Regions from separate parts of the Mus musculus genome. Here region 2 is linked to region 1. Evidence: chromatin contacts called from ENCODE Hi-C or POLR2A ChIA-PET data. All regions are on one chromosome and are shown on one strand. Each heading gives the region's core, a stretch centred on a gene start or an enhancer-like site at or near the end of the contact. The rest is flanking DNA. Distances are from core to core; before and after follow the strand shown.

What was found. A loop is a pair of places that touch in the nucleus more often than their neighbours do. ChIA-PET counts read pairs that join two places held with the same protein, here RNA polymerase II (POLR2A).
Region 2: POLR2A ChIA-PET joins it to region 1 with 11 read pairs in embryonic stem cell. The contact joins the promoter of Zfp207 here to the promoter of Cdk5r1 in region 1. A Hi-C loop is called at or near these places in 2 of 37 maps with a recorded cell type or tissue (T-helper 17 cell and T-helper 2 cell). POLR2A ChIA-PET finds 5 or more read pairs at or near these places in 2 of 5 experiments (both embryonic stem cell).

The regions. Positions count from the first base shown.
Region 1 is chr11:80,473,438-80,479,905 of GRCm38, reverse strand. It overlaps Cdk5r1 (cyclin-dependent kinase 5, regulatory subunit 1 (p35)), which reads right to left and starts at 2,883. Exons shown (of 1, transcript NM_009871.3): 1 at 1-2,883. The coding sequence starts at 2,397. The coding sequence ends at 1,474.
Region 2 is chr11:80,380,586-80,387,053 of GRCm38, reverse strand. Zfp207 (zinc finger protein 207) reads right to left here and starts at 3,775. Exons shown (of 12, transcript NM_001130169.1): 1 at 3,559-3,775; 2 at 1,025-1,151. The coding sequence starts at 3,599.

The DNA.
Region 1 (6,468 bases), core at 1,634-4,133:
CAATTTCACAGCTTTATCTTTATATGCAATTTTTCAGTAGTGCTTGTGCAAGAAGTTGGCAGTCACCTAGAACCTAATCCTATGCAAGATGACCTCCGCCTTCCTCACTGTAGCCCCCAGCCCCAGCCCCAGCCCCCCACACCCCCCCCCGGGGGTGGGCAGCAGGAGAGGAAGAGGAAACCCTCCGCAGTATCTTCACATTGCTCTTTGTTCCCCAAAGCTGGAGTGAGGGCCATGCAAGAAGACTAGCTCCCTTCTCTTGGACCACTTCCAAACCCCAAGCCACCAGTCTGGGAAAACTAGAAAGAAAAACCCTTAAAGTTCAGAGTGTGTTAGGCAGCTGACAGGGATAGGTGGGCGGCCACACCCTGCAGCTGGAAGTGCTCAGCTGCACAGTCACCAAGCTTCCAAACTGATCAGGGGTCACACTTCCATCGTGTAATTGTCCCCAAATGCATCTGTCTCAGTAGGTTGCACAGAGCAAAGCCTCTCCAGGAAGAGACGGAGCTGCCTGGAAACAGCTTAAAATTAACAATTGGGGGGGGGGGGCAGGGATGGGAAACAGCAACACCCCTATTGACTGATCTCACCTCCCCCCAACGATACAGAACAAAGATCACGGGCACCAGCGAGAGGCCTTAGCATGCAAGTGGGCACCAACCTGATCTCAGGCATAGACACCCACCCGCCCAGAAGGCAATGTTGTTAGTGGGTCCCCGGCGCTGTTCTGGCTTTGTACACAGGGTACAAACTGTGAAAAGCTCGCTCAGGGAAGGAGCTGCCCCTAGCTTCACCTCATCCTTTAGCTGGGACCCAAAACGGGTGAGGAATCTAATGAGCAAACCACCTCATTAACCAGCACTAACGTGGGAGCAGAGACAAAAGGATGGGAGGGGAGCTCTGTCCTGCCAGGAAAGGAAAGCCCTTCTCCCTAAAAAAGCACGCAGCAAACCAGGGCCGTGCATGGTCAACAGTCATCAGCAGTCTCTGCAGGCTCCTGCACTGATGCCCCAGGGCTGTGCAGATCTTGCCTCACTCACAACCTCCTGGATCCTGAGTCAGGACAGCCAGCTCCAGGAGCCTTCAAGAGAAACAATACCCAGAAAAGGGCTGATTCCTCCAGGGCCACCAGCCATGGGCCCCAGCTCCGATCATGGGACAGTGGGAAGCCTCATCTACCCTGGATCCATCGTGGGTACAGGTGACATGGGCAAGTCAGTCCCTTGAGTCCCGGAAAGTGAGTGGTCAGCAGCCGAAGTGGCTCTGAATGCATCTTTTGGGTTCGCGCAAGGTTCATCAGTTCGAAAGTCCCCAGAGTTCTTGAAAGGGCTAAAAAAAAACCCCAAGGAAAGAACGTGGGAAGAGGCCCTTGGTGGCTCTGCTAGACACATACTGTACACAAAACTTGATTCTTTTAGTAATAAAATTTAAAAACAAGTGGAATCCTTGAGCCAGGATACCGGCTACAGGGGCTCACCGATCCAGCCCCAGGAGGAGTCGCTTCTTGTCCTCCTGACCGCTCTCATTCTTCAAGTCAGAGAACACTTGTGTGAAATAGTGTGGGTCGGCATTGATCTGCAGCATCTTGGAGCTCATGAGGTTGATAACTGAGAGGCAACGGTCCCAAAAGGCTTCCTTACAGCTCTCTACCAGGAAGGGCTTGAGCGGGTAGGAGATCTCATTGCCCATGTAGGAATAGGAGAGGTACAGACAGGTCAGCAGGACAGCCTGGAGCTCATGGTCGGAGCCCACCTCAGAGGAGATGACATCCCTGCAGAGCATGTAGAGGAAGACCACATTGGCCGGTGTGATGAAACCCTGGTCCTGCCAGCCCTGCAGAAGCAGGGAGCGGTCCACGCTGCGCAGCCAGAGCACGGGGTCCGTTGGGGACAAGTGCTTCAGGCGGTAGCACCGGCGGCAGAGAAACTCACCCAGGCAGCGCAGCAGCTCACTAGTGGACGCCTGGACGATGACCCGTTTGGGTGTCCCTGCAGAGGTGATGGCAGGGTGCGGGGCCTTCTTGACAGAAGAGGAGACCCCAGTCTGGGAGCCAGAAAGCTGGCTGGCTGGGGGTGCGGGCGGCTGAGCCGGCGGGGGCTGGGCGAATGTGGACAGGTTGGCACAGGACAGCGACTTCTTCAGGTTCTCATTGTTGAGATGCGCGATGTTGCTCTGGTAGCTGCTGTTGGGCTGCGCCTTCTTGGAGTTCTTCTTCTTCGCTGACACCGCCACGATCCTCTTCCAAGGCAGCACCGAGATGATGGAGTGCCGCTTCAGGTTCTTGTCCTTGGCGTTCTTGCTGTTCTGCACGGCCGTGTAGTGGCCCACGGTGGCCGCGCCATCCTCAAACAGTGTGGCCTTCCGATAGCTGGGGGATAGGGACAGCACCGTGCCCATGGTGCCACTGCGCGCCCGGCAGGGGCCGGCACCCCCGCGCGCCCAGCCTGCCGGCTGGAGGGGGGTAAAGGCTTACCGAGCCTGTAGCGGCCGCAGAGAGAAAGGAGGCGCTCCCGGGACACGACGCGTTTAGTCCTGCGGATCTGCGTGGAAAACAAGATGGTTCTCAGCCCCGGGCGGGGCTCCACGCCGCGCCCCTCCGCTCGCACTTCCGAGGCCCGAACCCCCGGGCTGCGGCCCCGTCGAGCCCCAGCCTGTGCTTCCACTGCGGCACCGGTCAAAGAGCCGCAGTGGCCTCCGCAGCAGGAATCCAACCAGGCCGCGCACACGGCCCCGGTCCGCGCAGGCTTACCCGCAGTCAGGCAGGCTCCCGCGGCAGGCGCAGCCGCTGCGTCCCAGGCCCTCCGCAATGCGCGCCGCGGCCCGGGTGCTCGACTCGGCGCGGCGGCGGCTCCCTGCTTCTGTCCAAGGTTCTGCAGACGCCGCGGCCCCGCCCCCGCCCGGCCCCCGCCTGCGTCTCCGCCGCGAGCCCGCCGGCCCCGCCCCGCCCCGCCCCGGCGCGCGCCTTGCAAGCCGCCTCTCCGGATCGCGCGCGCGGTCCACACGCCCGCTCGGTCTCGCCGCCAGGTCGCCGCCACTCGCGTCCCTCAGCGCGAGCGGCGCACGGTGGCGCCTCTAGTGGGCGCGCCCATTACGGGACACGGCGCGGGCGGCGGGAACGCGCGAAGCCGGGTCTCCACCTGGAAGGTGCCTGCGCCGCGCGCGGAGCCCGGCCTCGTGAGCTCCGGCGCCGCGCAGCGGAGCTCTCCAGGCGGGAGGGCGGGCGGGAGGGCGAGGGGGCGGGCGGGGCGGAGGGCGGGCCCCGCCCAGACACGTGCTGCCTTTGTTCCCGCCGCGGCCCCCTTGGCAGAGGCTGCGGGCGGTGCGGAGAGCTGGCCCGGGCGCTGGAGAAAGGAAGAGCCGCAATCAGCATCAGCGTAAAAGCCCGGCACCCATTAAGACTCTAGGAAAGCCAGGCCAGAAGGATGAGGGCGGCCTAGAGATCCTATCACGGAGGCTGTCAAAATTGAAGCTGCTGCGCCTTTAGGCCAGTTTCTTATTTGCCCATTTTAAAACTTGATGACAGTAAAATTGCAAGAAAATCTGGTTCTGACTACCGACACATAGTTCACAATCAGCCTCCATGTCCTTCACAAAGGCCACTGCCGAATTACAAGTCATTCATTCTGGACTGGTTCTGGAGACCCAAATTGTCAAATAAGCCAACCTGTATCTTAACTCAGACTCCCAACTCCGAACCTGAGAGAATTCCTGAAAACACCCAAAACAAGAATCTTGTTGAGGTCATTAGGCTTAAGTACTTCCAGGTTAGGGACCAGGGTGACCAGAGAGGTAAGTGCCCTGCCCTGTTACCACCCCACCCCACCCCCCAAAAAAAGTTTTTCCAGGACCTTACCAAGCACACAGGATGGCTAGCTTCGCTGTGGCCCCTTCCTAACAATGTTTCTCATAGAACAGAGTGGTACCTGCTATTACTAGAACACAGCACCTGACACTGGGTAACCTATAAACGAAATAATGAAGTGTTAGCTCACAGCTCTGGAGTATGGTCCAGAGCCAGTAGTAGGACGTGCTGTGGTGAGGATGGAGACTTCAACTCAAACCGGGAAGGGGGAGAGTAAATAATTACATTGGGGGACGGGGAATGAAGGCCAGTGTCACACTGGCTTTCTAACAACTCTGCTCAAAATTAATCCATGACTTGGAACCTTTCCTTGAGACACAGGCCGCCAGCACCTTGCCATCCTCCTGCTTCAATGTTCAGTTAGGATTCAGGCATGAGCCACCATACCAGCTCCAACGAAAACCCTCTCCAAGAGCGCTCTCAACACTGACACTGAGACCGAGCCTCAAGGGTCAGACTCAACCCCCTAGCTGCTCTTCAGTAGGGCGGCCCTGGGTCTCTTCCTTTTCATCATAGTAGGCTGTAAGCCATCTTCCTAAGGCCTTTCAGACCAGCTCCCCCAATGTTTCTTCTACCTGGAAAGGCAACCGCTAAAAACCAGCCTCTGAGCTGACTTCATGCTTATGGTCCCCTTCAAATTCCAGGATTAAGCAAAAGTTAAATGTGTTCTACTTCCCTAATTATACACAGCCCTCCAAAGGCAGAGATCCACCCATTAGAAAGACCCGGGCCTGCTGTTGCCTGCAACTGAATTCCAGCTTTTACAATTCAATCCTAGAGGTCACGGGCCTTCTCCAGCACGGCCACATGCGTGTTCTCTCTTGTCTTCTGTCTGGCCAACCCTACCCCATTACCTTCGAAAACCTCTGCCAACTACCCCAGCCTCCTCGTGTTTGCAGAACAGAAGCAGGATGGCACTACCATACTACATGCTGAGGTGAGAGGTTGTCAGGAACCCTACTCACCTAGGCCACGCCTGGTACGCTTGCTTCACGGAAGCAGTCAGGGCAGCGGAACTCCCAACAGTGGCTAGTTTTTGGGCAGAAAGCCTAAGAGCCTGGCAAAGAGCAAAAGCTCACTTCTTTCATGTGCTTACATAGGCTTCCTTCCAACAGAAGGTGTCGCCCAGGTTAAAGAACGCAGATTAAAGGCCCACCGCAAAACCTGGATTAAAGGCATGGGTCTTCTCACCTCAAGATACAAGTCAGAGCTCCCAAAAATAAACAAACAAAAGCAATCCCTTACTGATGTGCCCTCCATATTTGAATTTTAGTTAATTGCAGAGGTAGTCAAGTTAACAACCAAGAGTAACCATCACACAAGGCACCACAGTGCCCTGCCCACTCAACCCCACCTCTGCCTCCCACACCCAGAGAAACAATCTGTCCAACATGGCAGAATCAAGAGGAGCCCAGAAGGCAGAGCCAGCTGAGTGTTGCAGGGTGTTTTCTTCCCAGTACTCACATAGATCCAGGAAGATGTCTAGTTTTCACTGTCAGCCAGCCTACTTCCTCCCAAGCCTATCTCTAGCTGACTTGCAAAGAGGGATGTCCATGCTACACCTCAGTAGACATCTGCTCCACACATACCACTTCCCACTCTGGCCCAACGACAGAAGGCCAAAGGACTAGCTGGCTACATGGTGCACAAAGGGTTCAACCTGGAGCTACAGAACCCTGGTTCTTGAGGAAGTCTTCCTTGGAGGGCACAGAGCAGCATCTAGTGGCTCTTCTGAGCAACACAGATTACATAACCAGCACCCAGCAGGGCACCAGAGCAGCCCTCTTGACGGCTGCTCTCAACACCAGTCTCACTAATGAACAAGAAAGCCCCAGTCCCTTGAAGGCTAGTACCTAAAAAGAGGCTCTCGGCTAGACAGCCAGAATCAGGCCAGCCTTGGGGGCTGTGTGAGGTGGGGGGAGAGAACCAGGCTAGCTGTAGGAGACCTGGGAAGGGACACTGTGGTACAACCCATGATGGTTTAGTGCAGCACAGTCCAGAAGTACCCGAGAGCCACATGAGTGATGTGCTATTTCCTAGTAATTACATTTAAAAAGAACAAGTGAAATTTCTTAACATTTATTTATGTATGTGAGTACACTATTGCTCTCTTCAGACACCCCAGAGGAGGGCATCAGATCCCATTACAGATTGTTGTCAGTTACCAAGTGCTTGCTGGGAATTGAACTCAGGACCTCTGGAAGAGCAGTCGGTGCTCTTAACCTCTAAGCCATCTCTCCAGCCCCCAGAACAAGTGAATTTTATATTGGCCCCAAACAACCCCAATACATATATAAAAATTAGTAGGATGCTTTACACTTTTTTTCATTCTAAGCCTTTAAAAGACAGTTTGTGGTTACACATCTGAACTAGCCTCACCTCAGGGGCCTGACAGCAGCATTGGGGCTGCTATCCTGAGCCAAAGATAGGTCCCTCAGAAGCCCACGCTTGGGTTCCGAGGGCGGTGAAAGGAGCTGCTATTGAAGAGCACACAAGCACACAACAGCATGCTGGCCGCCAGGACTCCGCACCTTCACTCCTGCAAACCCTCAGGAACAACCTGAAGACTACGGCCCATTCCCCAAGTCCTCACAGCCACCCTGCCC
Region 2 (6,468 bases), core at 2,526-5,025, 94 kb after region 1:
GCTGGAGATAGTTCAGAGATTAAGGACGAACAGGCTTTGGCTTGCAGCACCCACAACTGATAGCTCACCACTATCTGTAACTCCAGGTCAAGGGGGACGACACCCTCTTCTGCCTTCTAAAGCCAACTGTGTACTAATGAGCACATAACAATTAATTGTAAGTTAACATAAAAAGATGCATCTAAATGGCTACTACAATAATACAAAGGAGAAAAGGGGTAGTACTAAAGATCAAATTCAGGGCCTTAAAGATGCTAGGCAAAAGATCTACCATTAAACTACAAAGTCCAGCCTTTATATAAACTATGACATCAGGATGCAAAAATACAAATTTTGAAGTTTTCATTATTTCATTATGAAAAAACTCAAGAGAAGCTGAAGAACTCAGAAGTTAGAGGCACTCCTGATCTTCCAGATGACTTGAGTTTAATTTCTGCCACCCAAATAAGAGCTCACAGCTGCCTGAAAATTCAGCTCCAAAGAACACCTCCCAGCCTCATGTACTCAAACTATGCGTCCAAATCCACACACACAAAAAAAAAAAAAAAAAAAACGGGGGCACCAGCAAGCAAGCAATTTGGACATTGAACACAACAATACTTCCAAATAGGGTGTGTTCTTGTATACTCATCACACAAAAAACTGAATACACTTATGAGGCAGAGGAAAGAGTATCTTTGTGAATTTGAGGGTAGCCGAATCTACATAACAACATTCTAGGTCAGTCAGCTAGAATAAATACTAAGTAAGAACTGTCTCAAAATTAACAGTCAAGTCCACTTATCTTCTTAATGGCCACAGAACAGACGTGAATTCTAGGTAGGTACTCCTGTGCCAAAGCTTGTGCTTATCAATTGGGTTCTATCCCTACCACCTACCAAAAAAAGAGAATAGAACACATACCTGAGTTTTAAGTAGATTTGGCTATTTACCCAATATATAAACAACCAAAGACAAATTCAATATTATTCATGTGGTTACAAATCACAATGGGACAAGGTCAAAACAGAAGAGAAATTCTTACCTGCATGCAATGAATTGCTAAACCAGGTCCTGTGTATAATTTCTTATGACAAATATGGCATTTAAAATGCTTTGCTTTTTGGTGCTGTATAAGGATCTTCTCATCATCAAAATCTCTGTTACAATACCTGGTCATCATTAAGGTTAAAAAACTGCACAAAATTGCCCTCCTGCCAACTAAAGGAAACAAAAGTAATTACATAGTGAGATTCTGCCTCAATATAAATAATATAACAAATGCCTTTCATCTCATCTAACAGGAAATGTTAAAATGACTCCAAGGTTAAGAGCATTTGCTGCTCTTTCAGAATACCCAGATTCTTTTCCCACATCTATAAGGCAGCTCACAACCAGAATGACAGTTCCCGGTGATTCTAATGCTCTTCTGTCCTCCTAGAGCACTAGGTATACAGCATACCTATGTAGGCAAAACACCACACACACACACACACACACACACACACTTCTAATAAAAAAGGAGGGAACTTAATATAAATTCAGTTTTAAAGCTGGGCAATTGTGGCGCATGCCTTTAATCCCAGCACTTGAGAGGCAGAGGCAGGTGGATTTCTGAGTTCAAGGCCAGCCTGGTCTACAGAGTGAGTTCCAGGACAGCCAGGGTTACAGAGAAACCCTGTCTCGAAAAATCAAAAAAACAAAAAACAATTCAGTTTTAGTATTTATATTTGGAAATTACATTAATCATGTACCTCCCGGTCTGAGAACGTAGCTCCATTGTTAGGGTACTTGTCTAGCATGCAATGGGCTGGTCAACTTCCAGCAGTTTGGATGCTGGGTGTAGGGCACACCTACAAAGCCCCAGCACAAGTGGAGGCAGGAGAAACATGCATTTACAGATTTTCGGGGCTATGGTAGTGCATGCCTTTAATCCCAGCACTCAGGAGGCAAAACCAGGCAAATATGAATGAGGCCACCTTGATCTACAGAGTAAGTTCCAGGGCAGTCAGGCTACATGGATGAACCAAGAGTTCAAGTTTTGTGATCCAGCATAGCATGAAGCCCTGCCACAAAGAACACACACACACCCCAAATTTTGACCTTTAAATTATTTCAACATTTACAAATGTACATGCTAAGAGTGTCAGCTAGACAGTAGTGCCTTTAATCGCAGCACTTGGGAGCCAGAAACAAGTGGAACTCTTAAATTTCAGGCCAGGCTAGCCTACAGAGCAAGTTCCAGGACAGACTGAGACACACTGAGAAAACCTGTCTTAAAGAACAAAAACAAATAAAAGGAGTTCCATGAAGGAGAAAGGGTTAACCAAAATCAAGTGAGCCAGGACCAGTGGCACACTGCAGGCAATCTGTGGCAGGAATGACTACATCTGAACTAGATAAACTTGGTATGCAGTCTAAGATCATAAGCCCAAATAAAAATCTTTTAGCCTGGCATACCCCATGCCTTTGATTTCAACACTCCACATGCAAAGGCAGATATTTATTCTGAGTGCCAGGTCAGACAGCAAGACTAACTCAAAATATTTCTTTTCAAAAGAAAAGGCAACTTCAAACTGGGCAGTGGTGATCCATGCCTTCAATCCCAGCACTGGGGAAGCAGAGACAGGCGGAGGCCAGCCTGGTGGACAGAGCAATTTCCAGACAACCAGACCCCCAATCCCAAATAAAAAGACAGAGGGGGGGGGGAGGCAATTTCACAATTCATTAAATATACAATAGAGTTGAAACTGGGAATTCATAATCCATTATACAACTCATGACAAAGGGCACATTCAACTAAGAATCCATAAAATTTCTTCCAGTTTCATTATTAATCTATGCATTCAGGAAATGTAAATTCGCATATACTAAGAGTTCTGACCTCGCAAGACTTTTTCTGTGAGTGCATTAAATAATTCGTGACGGATTTTTAGCTACTTAACTATTTTAAAAACAAATTTGTCTTGAGACAAATAGTTTTCTTGTAATAGATTAAAAAAAATCAGTTTAGCGTAATACGTTATCCACAAAAAAAAAAAAAAAAAAAAAAGAGAGAAAATTGTTTTCCTTCTTAACAGTTTAACCAGTCCTACAAAATTGGGTAACGATAATAGAAACTCCACCCAGTTAAGCAACCGCTTCCCCAAGATTAAGGCGCCCGAAAGAGAGGCGGAAGCCGATTCTTCACCGCGAGGGGGGGGGGGCTAGTCACAGTTCAATTATCCAGGGAGTCAGGACATTTACCCCAAACTCAAGTCCCTTTGTGGGGTCTTCAACGAAACAACGGAGACAGGAGTTCTTAGGGACGACTGCACTTGGGGAACGTCTCCAGGCCCAATGATCGCGACAAACAAGCGCCTGAGTCACCGAGTTCAGCGCCACCAAACTCCGGAGCCCTCTCGCCCGAAGAACCCCATTTTACAAGAAACCACCCCAAATCCTAACCCAGCCACAGCACAAAGGCTCGGCTGGGCCCGGCCGGGCCCTACCAAACAGGCTTAACCCAAACCTATCAGACTTGTGTTCTCAAGAAGCGACACCCACGCTCGGCCTCCACGTCAACCCCACAAAGGATACCAGCACCACGGCTTGAGCTGCTTCTTCTTCTTGCGACCCATAACTGCGCCCTACAGAACAGGCAGAATAGAGGCGGAAAGAAGCTGGAAAAAACAAAAAACAAAAAACCCAAGAGACTCGCAGAGTTCTCCACACCAACCGCCACCAGCGCGTCCCGCAGGAAACAGACACAAAATGGCCGACACCCTCGTTCTATCTCCACCTCCCATCAGCCACCGCGGTGAGAGCTGTGCGGGTCACGTGACGCAGGCTTCGGCCCTGAGTGGCTGAGCGGGCGCTGCCGCCATCTTAATGGGGTTAAGTGGTGGTGGCGCTCCCGGGCTGAGGACGCTGATCCTTTAGAGCTTGGGTCATCCAGTACGTCGGCTATCCCGTATGCAAATTGAAGGGAGGAAAAGATTAGGAGTATAATTAAGGATAGATTACAAATAAATAAAGATAATTGGGACATGGTCAATTTGGGTTTTGTTTTGTTTTGTTTTTTGCTGTTGTGTGTTTTGCTTTTATTTTTTGAGATGGGTCTCTTCATAGCCCTGCTGATAGAGGAAATGACCAAGCTGGCCTCAAACTCAAAGATGCGCCTGCTTCTGCCTGCCAGCGACTGTTTGGGATTAAAGGCACACGCCCGGATTGCGACCTGGTCAATTTTTAAATCTTGTTTCAGTTGCCTTTCGGGAGTGGGGCGTATATGGTCAAGGAAGAGTTACCGTTTTTTTTTTCAGTGAACCACAGTCTAGGAAGCAGTATGGGTGAGATCAGCAGTAGCGATAAGGGAAATGTGAAGTGCTTCAGAATCGCAAAAAGGCAATCCTTAAGCGGCTTCGGAGAACATAGGAATGTTTAGAAAGATGAAAGAAGATGCAGTGGGAGAAAGCTTAAGTTATCTTATTACCTGGGTCTTGTGTCTGTTGTCCCAGCACTCAGAAGGCCAAGACAGAAAATGCTATGAGGCTAAGACTTAGAGGCTAGCCTGGAGAACAAAGCCTGATCTTGTCTTTGAATAAAAAAAAAAAAATTTTTTTTTTAAAATGCAGTGAGCCAAGCATGGATGGTGCATGCCTTTAATCCCAGCACTCAAAAGGCTGAGGCTGGTGGATCTGAATGTATAGCCAGGTTCCTGCCTACATAGAACATTCAGGGTTATGTAGAGAAACCTTGTATCGAAGTTTTAATTACTGATAAAATGCAGTGTTTGAGGATTTGAACTTAAAAGTAACAAGACAGGAAAAGTGTTGCTGGCAAAAGATAATCCTGGAAAATGTGGCAAGGAAGAGTGTAAGAGAATTGGATATTGTATATGCTGAAGTCTCTTGAAACCACAGAAAGGTTCGCAAACAAAAAATGTTGGTGGAACATGCCTGCAATCAGGGAATTCCAGGAGGCTGAGGCTGGAGTTAAAGGTCTAACCTCAGTTACATAGTGAATTAAATAATGCCTGGGATACATGAAACTTCATTTAAAAGTAAGATTGAGGGGCCTGGAGAGATGGCTCAGCTGTTAAGAGCACTGAAACTCACTCTGTAGACCAGGCTAGCCTCAAAAGCAGAAATCCGCCTGCCTCTGCCTCCCAAGTGCTAGGATTAAAGTCATGGACCACCACTGCCTGGCTTAATTACTCCTTTTTTTAACTTTTACAATTTTCTAATACTGCCGCCCAAAGTCTTAGGTTGCCTTTCAATTCTGTCTGAATTCTGTCTTCGGGACAACCTATACTGTGTTTGCACAGATCTATGAGAATCTGATGTTTCTGAGTTCATACGGTTGCTAGGACACTACCCTGTTTTCATGAGATGAACCCCATAAGTGGAATCAATAGGACTCTACAAGCTTGTGCTTTAAAAATGTAGAGTCACAGCCTTGCCTTTAATCCCAACACTGGGAGGCAGAGGCTGGCAGATCTCCAGCCTGGCCTACAGAGGGTTCCAGGACAGCTAAGGCTACACAGAGAAACCCTGTCTTATCAAACAAACAAACAATAAACAAATCAGTAAAAGAGAGAAAGAAAGAAAAAAAAAAGAAGTAAAATCAGGGAATATATCCATGAAACATTTCATGAGTTGTGTTTTTATATTTTCTCAACAAACCCAGGATATTGGGGTCATTTTTAACCTGTTAATATAGATCAGATAGTTAAGGGGCTGGATCTGTATGGGTCTGGAGCTTAGTAGGTAGAATGTTTGCCCAGCATGCACAAAGCTTTGGGTCAACCCTAGGCATTCCATGGAAGCACAGCCTATAATCCCAGAACTCAGAGAAGTAGGCTCCAAAAGGTGATGTCTGACCTCTGTGTCATTTAGTGTGTACATTCCATGCTTAGACCCTACACAATAATGTGAAATTTAAAGATTTATTATTAGTAGTTATAGGTGTATGTGTGTGTCTCTGTGCGTTGGGTGTGTATAACAGGGCCCCAAACCTTAACACAACTGCCTCCATGATGGAACTACCATTTAGGATAGCACTCAGCACTTAGACAGCACTGCCAAAATGGCCTGATTCATCAAAGTTCATAGATATGGGAAATTCTCTAAATGGACTAACGTTGCTTTTTTTCTCTCTTATAGTTCTGTTTCTGGCTAACTGCTCTTGTTAACTAGAGTACGTCAAAGCAGGACAAGATTATTGGGCTAAAAGCTCACCTTGGGAAGTGCTCAGAACTACACTAGGATCCTGAATGTGCACAGTACTTTCTGACTAGCTAACCAAGACTTTCTCTTGGCCTAAACCCACGTCTGAGCAGTCTTCTTGGTATAGATGTCCAAGGAGACCATGAACCTCTGATCTCTCTGGAACTGGAGTTAACAGGGAGCTGTAAATCTCATGACCTGGATTTTGGAAATTAAACTCAAGTCTTTGGCAAGAGTAGTACGTGCTCCTAACTACTGAGCCTTCCAATCCCAAAAATTAAAA